Regions from separate parts of the Homo sapiens genome. Here regions 2 and 3 are each linked to region 1. The links are chromatin contacts, found by Hi-C or POLR2A ChIA-PET in ENCODE. All regions are on one chromosome and are shown on one strand. The core of a region is the stretch at or near the end of the contact, and the rest is flanking DNA. Distances in the headings are between cores, read along the strand shown.

Region 1 (3,921 bases), core at 485-2,984:
GGGAGTTGCGTGAACATCTCTGAGCCAAGGAAGGGGAGAGGCCCCTTTTGCCCTCCCTGACCCCTCAAAGTCCCCCCTGCCAAGCAGGACCCTTTTACCCAGAAATGTGGTGCCAATGCACTTGGTGCGTGGTATTGGAACCATTTGGTTCTGCTTGCATTGCGCTCATTAGGCTCCTAAACTTCCTGCTGGAAAAGGCCACTTGGGGTGGCACGTGCCTGTAGTGCCAGCTACTCAGGAGGCTGAGGCAGGAGGATTGCTTGACACTGTTTCTTAAAAAATTAAAGAGAGAGAGAGAGAAGGAGGAGGAGGAGGAGGAGGAGGAGGAGGAGAAGAGGAGGAGGCGGAGAGGAGGAATACACTTGGGTAGCTGGGGAGCTCTGGACAGTTCCACAGCTGGGCTAAGAAATCAGCTTCCCTGAAGGTCACAGTGAGCCAAGATTGCACCACTGCAGTCCAGTCTGGGCAATGGGAGTGAAAGCCTATGAAAAGAAAATAAAAAATAAAAGAGAAAGAGAGAGAGAAAGGAGGGAAGGAGGGAGGGAGGGGGGAGGGGAAAAGAGGGGGGAAGAGGGGAGAAGAGAAGAGAGAAGAGGAGAAGAGGAAAAAAAATCAGCCTCCTCGAGTCTCCTTAAACCCTGCACAGGGGAGGTGACAGCAACCAACCCAGTGCGATGTTAAGCTCTGGAGCCAGATGACCTCTATCAGTTCCTGGTGTGATCTTGGGCAAATTATTTAACCTCTCTAGGTTTAAGTTTCTTTATATAAAACAATGGGGACAAGAATAGTCCCTCCTCTAATAGACTTGAGAATATGAAGAGACTTGAAACATTTTAAAAACTTTAGCACAATAACTGGTACATCGAGTTTAATGACAATTATTATCTGACTGAGGAAATTAGAGAAAGGAAGCACAGGAAGAAACTGAGGTTTATCTATTTCTTATAAGAAATTGGATCAGAAATGTGTCACTGGCTTCCCCAAAGGATGTCCCGAGGCCGTCCCTCCCCGTGGATGGGTGCCGCTTCTTCTGGCGGGGAAGTGAGGCCCGTCCGAGTCAGCAGAGCGGGGACCGCCCCGCCTGGAACCGTGGCCCCTTTTCCTAGTGCCCAGGTGGCCCCTCCCGCGGTCGGCGCTCCGGCCTGTGCCGGGCGTCCAGGAGGGCTCGCTCGGGCTCCCGTGCGCGCTCTCAGAAGCAGGGAACTGGCGCCTGGCGCGGCGGCGGGGACGCTCTCGAGTCCCCAGGCAGTGATCGGGGGCCCCCGGGGGAAGGACGCCGCTCGGGGCCAACCGCAGCGGAGCCCTCGCCCTGCCGCGACCCAACCGCCGCCCAGCCCTGTGGTTCGCGGGCGAAGCGCTTCCTCTAGCTGCCGGTGGCCGGCCGAGAACCAGGGACATGCAGAAGTGCCAGCGTCGAGGCCCACGTGCGACCTGACCTCGCGTGGACATTGGCTGGCTCCGTCACACCCAGACCGCTGGCACTTCCCACCCCACCCCACCTAGGGTGTGAGCGGGTCCCTGCCCTGCCCCGCCGGGGGAGGCGCGGAGGTGTCGGTTCGCAGCGGCGCCGGGGAGCGTCCGTTCGACACAGGAAGGAGGGAAGGAGGCCGGAGGCGCCTTCGCAGCGCGCAGCAGCCCTGACAGATCTGATAAAGAGGAAGGAAGCCGACAACGCTGCTGATCGGGTCTGGCAGCTCCCCAAACTGACGAGGTCCTGCAGCTGTCCCAGCCCTGCTTGCAGAAGTGGCGCCGAAAGGAGGGGAACCGCGGCCCCTGCTGGCCACTTCGGAACCGCACCCGAGTGGTGACAGGAAAGCGAGCAGGGGCTTTAGGGACAAGGCCGGCTGATGCCTCTCGCAGCAGGAGGTGGGGGATGCAGGGCCCCTCTGGGCCCGAGACCTCTACCTCCTGCTTGGTGCGAGAGACCTGCCCCTCAGGACAAACCAACCAAACGTGCTCTTGGCCGGGCGCGGTGGCTCACGCCTGAAATCCCAACAGTTTCGGAGGCTACGACAGGAGGATTGCTTGAGGCCAGGGGCTTGACACCAGCCTGGGCAACAGAGCTAGAATCCTGTCTCTATTTTTATTTATTTATTTTTTTAAAGAATCTATATGTTCCAGCTGGACCTCTGCTTACCTGGCAACCAACTACCTTAGTTGTCAGGGGCCAGGGAGCCAAGTCCACTCTTTTAAGGAGGAAAACAGACACACTTTTAAAGATTGCTGAGCACTATCTGCATATTGCTATATTGCCTAGCTTTGACTGTCATTTACTAGCTGTGGGATTTTGAGCAAGTTTCTTTTCTTATTTAGAGACAGGATCTTGCTCTGTTGCCCAGGCTGGAGTGCAATGGCACAATCATAGTTCACTGCAACCTCGAACTCCTGGGCTCAAGCGATCCTCCTGCCCCAGCCACCCATGTAGCTAGGACCAGAGGCTCTCACAACCTTAATTTTTTTTTTTTTGTAGAGACAGGGTCCTGCTATGTTTCCCAGGCTCTTGAGCAAGTTTCTTAACCTCCACATGCCTCAGTTTCCTCACCCATAAAATGGGAATAATAGTCTCTATCTCATAGGATTGTTAAAGAGACTAAGTTAATATACGTAAAGTGTTTAGAACAGTTCCTGGTGTATAATAAATATGTGTGTTAAATTTAAAACTTTAGATTTTCAGGCAGGATGTGGTGGCTCACGCCTGTAATCCCAGCACTGTGGGAGGCCAAGGCAGGTGGATCACTTGAGGTCAGGAGTTCGAGACCAACCTGGCCAACAGGTTACAATTTTTGTATTTGTAAAAATACAAAAATTAGCCGGGCATGGTGGAGGGCGCCTGTAATCCCAGCAACTAAGGAGGCTGAGGCAGGAAAATCACTTGGACCTGGGAGGCAGAGGCTGCAGTGAGCCAAGATCATGCCACTGCACTCCAGCTTGGGCAGTAGAGTGAGACTCTGTCAAAAAAAAAAAAAAATTCATCATGGGTTGTAGGCTACTGTAAGTAGTTCCTTATTCTGGGGATTTTCTTGGTATCTTTCAACTATTGACTTCTAGTTTAATTCCACTGTGGTCAGAAAACGTATTTTGTATTTCATTCCTTTGAAATTTGTTGAGGCTTGTTTTATGGCTCGGCATAGGGTCTGTTTCACTAAAAGTTCCACATATACCTGAAAAGAATGTACATTCTGCAGTTGTTGGATATAGCATGCCATATGCATCCATTAGGTCAAGTGGTTGTGTTATTCTCTCTTCTGCTATTCCTATGTGTGTACGTATGTGCACACGCACGTGTTTTCCTCCTTGTTCTATCAGTTACTGAGAGCTATGTTAAGAATCTCCAATTATGAGGATGAATTTGACCTCATAATTGCAGACATTTCTCTTTGAGTCAATTTTTATTTAAAGGTGTTATTAGATACACAGAAATGCAGGACTGTTAACATTTTCATAGTGAATGTTCATGATTATCAATGTCCTATATTGTAAAACATCCTTTTTCATCTCCAGTAACACTTCTTGCCTCAAAACCTACTTTGTATGATAGGCACATCTTCTTTCTTTTTATTTACTGTGTCAATGAATTAACTATTCCATTCTTTAATTTCACCCTTCTGGGCCCATATATTTGTCTCTTGTAAATAGCATATATTGGGTTTTGATTTTTTATCCAGTTTGACACTTAACATTGTTCAGCCCATTTACATTTCATAAATTTACTAACAGTGTTGGATTTACAGTTAACCTTTTGCTATTTTTCCAATTTGTCCTATGTTTTGTTCATTTGATCCCCTTGTCCTTTCTTTTGAATTGAATTTTTTTCAACTTCCATTTCCTCCTTAAGTCTTAGATTTTTAAGTTATTTATTCTTGTAGTTCTTTTAGTAGTTACCCTAGAAATTGTGATATTTATCCATGATTTATTATCATT
Region 2 (3,921 bases), core at 1,041-3,540, 200 kb after region 1:
CTTGCAAAACTACTGTGGCAATGCATACAAACAGGGTGAAAGGAAAAAAGAACATCCCAGGACTGTGCTGTTAGTCTTCTACAACTTTTAGGAACTTGGAATGAGTGAAGAAGACAGGGTTACCTAAATAAACTCAATTTCAGCAAAGAACCTGGAAAAATGAAAGCTTACAAATACTACCTTAGATCATCGAGTGATCACTAATTATTCTTTTCATTTTGTCATTCCTACTGGCCCAATTAAACACGGAAATAACTGGCTGTGCCATCTGAAATGTACTGATTGGTTCACTGAGTTGGCCACAGTCCCCTGGAAAGCGATCAAAAAAAATTTTGTTTGAGAAGGTAAAAACTGTGCCACTACTTAGCCGTAAGATCGTAAACCAAGTTACCCAGCCTCTCTGAGGATAGTTCCTTCCCTGCTAAAATAGAGGTATAGAAACCTACTCTGCAGGGTTGCTGTGTACATACCAGAAATAACATATGTAAAGTATCTGGCATGTGGAAGAAGTTCATTGAATGGAAGATATAACTTCTATACTACCTGAAATAGTTCATCTGGTTGGCAGGGTACTAGATAATGACCCTAAAATATTTTAACTTGGATCTTAAATCCAGTTAACTCTTGTATTTAAGCAATTGTAGGCTGTGTACTAAAAACTCGCCCCTCTCCCAGACCTTTACCAATACCACAAGCAAACTTCATGTTAAAATTTGCTCATCAATCACCTTACTCTTTTATTTATTTGGACTCCTTTCCACAGAAAATATTTTGACAAAAGTCAGAAAAGGCTTTCACTTGTTTCAAAATACTACTTGCACTGCAGAAAATATTGAATATTTACTACAAAACACTTTGATGGAAATTACAAAATGGACAGTTCATAAGCAGTTTGCAAATTCGATACGCTAATCTGAAACTATCATTCCAAAATAAGTATCTTACTGTTTGCCTAAGAACAGCTGGTTGTTCTTAGGTAAAATACTTGGGGGATAACATTCTAACATGACGAAAAACTCGTTGGCATATTTAAAGCCAATTAAAGAAGGATTTCAATGTCCAATTCGGAGTGTCCAAAGATATTTTTACTAAAGTTCTGGCCCTCCTCCCTTCCAATTTTTCCTTTGAAAACACACAAACTGCAAATTACATGCTCTAAAGAGAAGAGCTAACGTGTATTTCAGAAAACGGATATATTGGCTTAGATCAACTAGTTTCTATACGACTTCATTCTGCATTAACAGTTTGCAAGCCCTGAGAGACCAATGGTGCTCAACTCTAGTCCTGTGTCCCTTCTAGATCTTGATCTAGTACTAATTTCCTACAGGAGGGGACTATGGGACACACAGGCTCCAGCACGAGCCTGATAAAGTGTGGGCCCCGAGAACCAACTACGACGGAGTAACTTCCCTGCCTGCAGGCGATGGGCAGACGACGCTGGCAGAGCCTAGGTAAGAGTTACCTTTCACCAGCGGACTCCAAGAGTAAAACACGATGGTGGCGGGTGGTGAGGGATGTGGAGGGCGGGAAGGAATTGAATCACTCCACAACCTGCCTCCATACCCGCGCATAGTTTTCGTTGCACCCTCTACCCTCACAGAACCTTAAATTCACATTGTCCCAACAAGTTATCTACGTCCCCCTCCCTGAAGGGATATCAAATTGGGCGGGAGCTCCCGCGAACCCTGACCTGGCGCCTCCACGAAGGCTTAGGACCTGGAGGGAGGACGTTGGGGGGCGGGGAGGGCGCTTTTTCAAAAAAAGCCGCTGAATGCTTCTTCCTGTTCTCCCTCCCCTAAGGTGCTCTCCCAAGATGTACCCCCAAACCATATTCTCCCTGCCCTGCCGCCACCAGTGACCTTAGGGCTTTCCTTTGGCCTCCCACTCGGGACTTCCTCCTCCGGCTCCGCTAGGCCCCAGGACCCGGCGGCACGCACGGCGCTCGGCCTGCAGGCCCCGCCAGGCAGGCGGGCAGCGAGGTACCATCCCGGCCCATTCCCGCCGCCATTTTCCGGCCACCGTCGCCGCCGCGTAGGGGGGACCATTCCGGAGGAGGAGACTGCGCAGGGGCGCACCGGTCTCCGCCGCAGCGCACGGGGGGGGGGGGGGTGCGCCGGCTCTAGGAGGAATCCTTAAGATCTCCGAAGCTCCCCTCGCTGGCCACCCTGTGCCAAGCTAAGGTCTCCTACCAGGCCTTACCGAGAAGTCCCTGGCCTCACCCCGGCGCCCGGCGCTTCTACTTACGCGGAAAAATCCCGCGTCCATCTTGCCGCCTCGCTCGGAGATCGCTCCCTATCCCAGGGTACACCGCGCCGCCGCGACGGAGGGCGGGACCGGCGGAGGGAAAGCCGAGCGCCGGGACGCAGCGCGCGTCGTTGCGCCCGCCCCCTCCGGCCGACACGAGGCCGCGCCTGCTCAGTGCGCCGAGAGCCCGCCACGCGTGCGCACGAGCGCCAGCGGGGGCGGGCTTCTGTCAGGCCCTAAACTCCCCGGTAGGTAGTGGAGGAGGCGAACCTGACGACCGCAGCCAATGGGAGCAAAAGGGAAGGCCGTCGAGTCGCCCCGCCCTGCAAGTCCTTTTGTGGCGCGTGACCATCCTTGTTCGCGCAATGTGACGTGACCCATCCTTCGACCCGTAGTGGAAGAGGCTTGGCGTCCTGGAGTTCCATGAAGCGATTGAAGAGAAAGGCTGTTACCTCAGAGTGACGCGGGCGAGGCGGCCCGTGCGCCGACGAGAGGCCTGCGGCTTCCCTCTCGTTGTGAAAGTTGTGATTGTGTAGGTTTTACGCGTTTACCAGACGAGAGAGGATTGTCTGTAAAGCGGTCGAGCCTGGCAGCAGACATGAAATCTGCCTTGTAGCTCAGCTTGCTCAGCCTTTGGAGGAAGCTGGAAGTGTCCAGTAGATGGGTTTCGGTTTCGGCGGCCCGGTAATCACGCCGCTGGGCAGGACGCCCGCCAGAGAGCCGTGGTCCTCGGGCTCTGCCTCGGGCTCTCCCCAGCCCGGGTCTCGGACTCCGAGAAGCACCAGCTTCCTCGCAGCGCCTCGCCTGGCCGCCCTGGTGCCTCTGCTCTGGCTGCGAGGGCCTTGGGTTGGATGCGCACTGCTAGATTTTCTTATTTTGAAAATTATTGGCCGGGCGCGGTGGCTCACGCCTGTAATCCCAGCACTTTGGGAGGCCGAGGCGGGCGGATCACGAGGTCAGGAGATCGAGACCATCCTGGCTAACACGGTGAAACCCCGTCTCTACTAAAAATACAAAAAATTAGCTGGGCGTGGTGGCGGGCGTCTGTAGTCCCAGCTACTCGGGAGGCTGAGGCAGGAGAATGGCATTAACCCGGGAGGTGGAGCTTGCAGTGAGCCGAGATCACGCCACTGCACTCCAGCCTGGGTGACAGAGCGAGACTGTCTCAAAAAAAAAAGTTATTTTTATCTAATAAAGCAGAGATGGGGGTCTCGCTCTGTTGCTGGTCTCGAACTCCTGGCCTCCCAAAGTGCAGGGACTTCAGGCCTGAGCCACCGCGCCCGGCCCCACTCTGCCAGCTTTTTCGCAAGCGCTTCTCGCCCTTCTCGCTTCCCTTTCTCGGAGGGAAAGCCGGCGTCCCTTTCTCAGAAAGGCCTCCTCCGGCCATCTTTTGCATCGTTCCCGCCCCCACACACACTCTCGCCTCCCTTTTCTCTTTTTTTCCATGGCACTTAGCCCACCTGAAAGTATGTGTGTGTTTGCTCTCGTGGCTGGAGACACTAGCTGTGTGCTGGAGACATCCCTGCATCTCCAGCTCAGACTTCTCTCTTGACCGTCCCACGTGCCCCAAGTTGAAATCCTGATTCCTTCGCCCTCCATCCACCAAAACCACAAACCACCTGCCCTTCCCAGGGTCTTCCCTGGCTCCCGCTGACCGCAGTGGCTTTCCTTTGGTGT
Region 3 (3,921 bases), core at 781-3,280, 150 kb before region 1:
CAAATAACCACTAGGCCCTTCCAGCGATAACATTCTGAGACGTTGTCCATCAATGTCAGCTCCATTCTTTTCGGTCACGTGGTCTTAGGCTGGTCGTGGCAAGCCTAGGATGTGACAATGGGCTCTGCAAACTGTAAAGTGCTGTGCCAATATATGGGGTTGTTATCATCAGTCCTGCCTCCTGAGCCAAGCCAAGCTGGACTCAGTGTCTCCTCTGGGTACCCATAAAGGCTGAGCAGAGCAGAGCCCATCAACCTTCATGACACGGAGTAGCTTTCAGTGTTCTTGTAGCTGGGGGTGGCTCAGAAGGGACTGGGCTGTGACATCTCAGAGGCCTGAGAAGAGATGGACTCAGGGAACCTTCATACGAATAACCCTTCGAATCACTCTTCAAGGACACCATTATAGATGGTTCACCAACCAGAATTTGCTATTTTCATGGTTATCTAATATGCTTTAGGAGAAAAACATCTCTAGGGAATCCAAACTATGATTTGACAAATAAGGTTTTTTAGGATGAGGATAAATTTATTTAAGTAGAAAGAATGAATTAATTAATATAGATGTTATAATATATAATATATACTATAACATATATAAATATATTATAATATATAATATTCATGATGTGAATTAACATGAATATAACATAATATATAATATAACATATTATATAATATATGTTATTATCATATATGACAATATAAAATATATAATATATAATATATAGTATATTATATGTTATACGATATGTTATAACACATACCATGTGTTACATAGAGCAACGTATATAACATATATGTTACATAGAGCAACGTATATAACATATATGTTACATAGAGCAACGTATATAACATATATGTTACATAGAGCAACGTATATAACATATATGTTACATAGAGCAACGTATATAACATATATGTTACATAGAGCAACGTATATAACATATATGTTACATAGAGCAACGTATATAACATATATGTTACATAGAGCAACGTATATAACATATATGTTACATAGAGCAACGTATATAACATATATGTTACATAGAGTAACGTATATAACATATATGTTATAATGAGTAACGTATATAACATATATGTTATAATGAGTAACGTATATAACATATATGTTATAATGAGTATATAACATATATGTTATAATGAGTATATAACATATGTTATAATGAGTATATAACATATATGTTATAATATAGTATATTAAATATATTATATTAAATATATAACATATATGTTATATATATTTATATATAATTATAATATATATTATAATACATAACATATATATTAAATATATTATAACATATATTATATTTAATATAATATATATGTTTTCCTTTATATATATGTTCTATTATAATATATAATATAATGTATGTTACTATATTATAACATAACTCATATAATACGTGTATATGCACAATATGAATTTAGGGTAAGAAAAGCCATTAAGTTGTTACTGGAATGATTAAAATTTGGAAAAAACATCTTTGGGAAGACAGTTCACCACAGAGTGGCCCCAGAGCCCAAGGTTGTGGGGTGTGGCTGTTTCTTCCTGAGTCATCAAGCCAACAGGCAGGAGTTTAAAACGGGTCTTTAAGATGGGTCACCGCCCCCAGCCCCAACTCCCCAGCCCAATCCAGGATGCTGGTCTCTAACAATGGTCAGAAGCGCCTGAGGCAGAAAGCACCTCTTTGTAGACCCGGGGCTGCAAGGCAGTGGCTCCCTGTGTTCCGGAACAGCTGACCAGTGTGTAGTCTGCGGCCTTCCTAGTTGGACCAAAGAACGACCTGGCCCAGGCCAGTTGCCCTTGGGTGCCAACTTCCTGCTGAGGGAGAACCCGAGGGCCCCTGGAGGCTTCTGAGTCTGATTTCCGGTGGCCAGGGAGGGTACGTAGCGGGAGAGCTTGTGGCCAAGGTGGAGGGGCCCCGGGTTGGGTGGCTGGAAGACATGGCAACCCAGCACCGGCCAGGGAAAACCCAGGCAGGAAACATGGGCACCCAGCAGGCCTTCACGTCAGCAACAGAGAAACCAGCCTCGGCAAAGAGTAAATACATCCAGCCCTGCCCAGCCCAAGCTTGTCTCCTGGGGGCATGGCTGGCAGTAGCCAGAGCAGAGGGCACAGGAGGGGCGGCTTGGGGGAGCCCAGGCAGATGGTAGTGAGGCCATGGTGTGATGTCTTCCAGGTGCCCAAGGACAAGCCCACAGGCCCTGGCCTGTTCCAGGGACCACAAGTGCTCCAAGCTGGGTCTCTGGAGGCTCTCTATCACTGGGGAGGGCCTGGGATGAGGGACCTGGAGGGAGGAACAAGAGGCAGGATGAAAAAGGAAAGGGAGAGGAATTCACGCGGACTGAGCGTCTCCTGGAGTGTTCATGACTGGAGTGGCTGACACCCGCTGACCACTGACCACGTAGTCTCCCTGCAGCATCTTTTCACCAGATCCTCCCCGAAAGCCCTGGGAAGGAGGTATGGTTATACTGCCATTTACATGGAAACTGAGGCCCAGAGAAATTAAGAAACTTGCTCAACATTACACAGCAAGGAAGTGGTAGAGGACAATGACAGGCTGTCCCCTCTGCCCTCGAGAGCCAAAGTGCATTTCTAGTCAAGAAAACTTCTCCGGCCAGGCACGGTGGCTCATGCCTGTAATCCCAGCACTTTGGGAGGCCAAGGTGGGTGGATCACTTGAGGTCAAGAGTTCAAGACCAGCTGGCCAACATGGCGAAAACCCCACTCTACTAAAAATACAAAAATTAGCTGGGCGTGGTGGCACGCACCTGTAGTACCAGCTACTCCGGAGGCTGAGGCAGGAGAATCACTTGAACCTGGGAGGCGGAGGTTGCAGTGAGCCGAGATCATGTCACTGCACTCCAGCCTCCAGCCTGGGCGACAGAGTGAGACTCCATCTCAAAAAAAAAAAAAAAAATACCAACATGTCCTTCATATGAATATAATTTCCCATATGCTCACGCCTGCATACTGTGTTGTAATCAGCTTTGGCCCTCAGTGTACAGCAAACCTCTTGCCACATTATTGATTTTGATCCTGATGTTTCTCAAGGATGCAAGACCAGGCCTCCTTCGGGTCTCTGCACCAACACCGAGCCAGGTATCATGCAGTGGGGGTGACAGGCAGGGAAGACAGTGTGTCCAGGACTCTCAGAGGGTGCAGCCTGGCCCCTGGCAAGGGCTCACAGGTTCACTTTCTTCAGTGGACATTTGCTCTTCTATTCTCCACACCAGGCCCTGGGCTGGGCATTGGGGCACAGACATGCACCCGCCACAGCCCCTGCCCTCAGGGAGCTTTCAGTCTAGTTGGGGCATGAACAGGGAATCACAGAATTCCTGGAGAATAAATTAAACAACCTGGGAAGAAGACTCTTAACCCTCAAAACACCTGGTAGCTAAGTAGGAACCCATGATGGGCCAGAGATTGGCTGAGCGGGACAGACAGTGTTGTGGTGGGAAGTCAGAGGAGGGAGAGGTCTCTGTGGAAGGGCTGGTCGGAGACAGTTCCCTGGAGGTGCTTGGTCTGTGAGCCTTAGGAAGGTTGGCCAGGCTTAGAAGAGGGGAAAGGAGTGGCCACCAGGAGAAAGGCCTGTAGGAGGAGGAAGCCTAGTGAGCATCCGTGTCACGGGAATAATCGCCACTGGGCTTGCTCAGGGCTGACCTGGGCCTGGCATGGTGCTGAGCCGTCAGCACACAGACTCTCACGCAGCCTGTGACAGTGCTGTGGGGAAGGTAACGATGGTCTCATTTTACAGAGGAAGAAGCTAGCGTGACCAACGATCCTTGTTGCCCTGGACTGTCCCAGTTTTAGTACTGAAGGTCCCATGTCCCAGGAAACCCTTCAGTCCCAGGCTAACTGGGACAACTGGTCAGCGTAGAACAGTTTCTGAGC

Evidence for each region. Hi-C counts contacts between places; a loop is a spot of excess contacts on that map. ChIA-PET counts read pairs that join two places held with the same protein, here RNA polymerase II (POLR2A). Pooled maps may share reads with other maps.
Region 2: a loop to region 1 is called in a map of endothelial cell of umbilical vein, with 5 times the contacts of the local background. The contact joins the promoter of SRRM1 here to the enhancer-like site in region 1. A Hi-C loop is called at or near these places in 3 of 168 maps with a recorded cell type or tissue (IMR-90, MCF 10A and endothelial cell of umbilical vein), 2 of 37 single-sample maps with no recorded cell type and 17 of 50 pooled maps. POLR2A ChIA-PET finds 5 or more read pairs at or near these places in 6 of 52 experiments (AG04450, GM12878, HCT116 and 3 more).
Region 3: a loop to region 1 is called in a pooled map, with 4 times the contacts of the local background. The contact joins two enhancer-like sites. A Hi-C loop is called at or near these places in 4 of 50 pooled maps. POLR2A ChIA-PET finds 5 or more read pairs at or near these places in 3 of 52 experiments (B cell, OCI-LY7 and activated CD8-positive, alpha-beta memory T cell).

Annotation. Positions count from the first base shown.
Region 1 is chr1:24,845,949-24,849,869 of GRCh38, reverse strand. No RefSeq gene overlaps it. Among named protein-coding and RNA genes, the nearest start is that of MIR6731, 72 kb to the left of the region's middle. RefSeq lists silencers at 1,073-1,292, 1,383-1,582 and an enhancer at 1,697-2,421. Within about 2 kb of position 1,734, at least 22 of the 41 ENCODE cell types and tissues checked have a DNase peak (open chromatin) inside an H3K27ac peak, as active enhancers do.
Region 2 is chr1:24,641,671-24,645,591 of GRCh38, reverse strand. It overlaps SRRM1 (serine and arginine repetitive matrix 1), which reads right to left and starts at 2,290. Exons shown (of 17, transcript NM_005839.4): 1 at 2,245-2,290. The coding sequence starts at 2,265. RefSeq lists silencers at 1,909-1,968, 2,229-2,548 and an enhancer at 2,619-2,718.
Region 3 is chr1:24,999,365-25,003,285 of GRCh38, reverse strand. No RefSeq gene overlaps it. Among named protein-coding and RNA genes, the nearest start is that of MIR4425, 22 kb to the left of the region's middle. RefSeq lists an enhancer at 1,995-2,134. Within about 2 kb of position 2,030, at least 2 of the 41 ENCODE cell types and tissues checked have a DNase peak (open chromatin) inside an H3K27ac peak, as active enhancers do.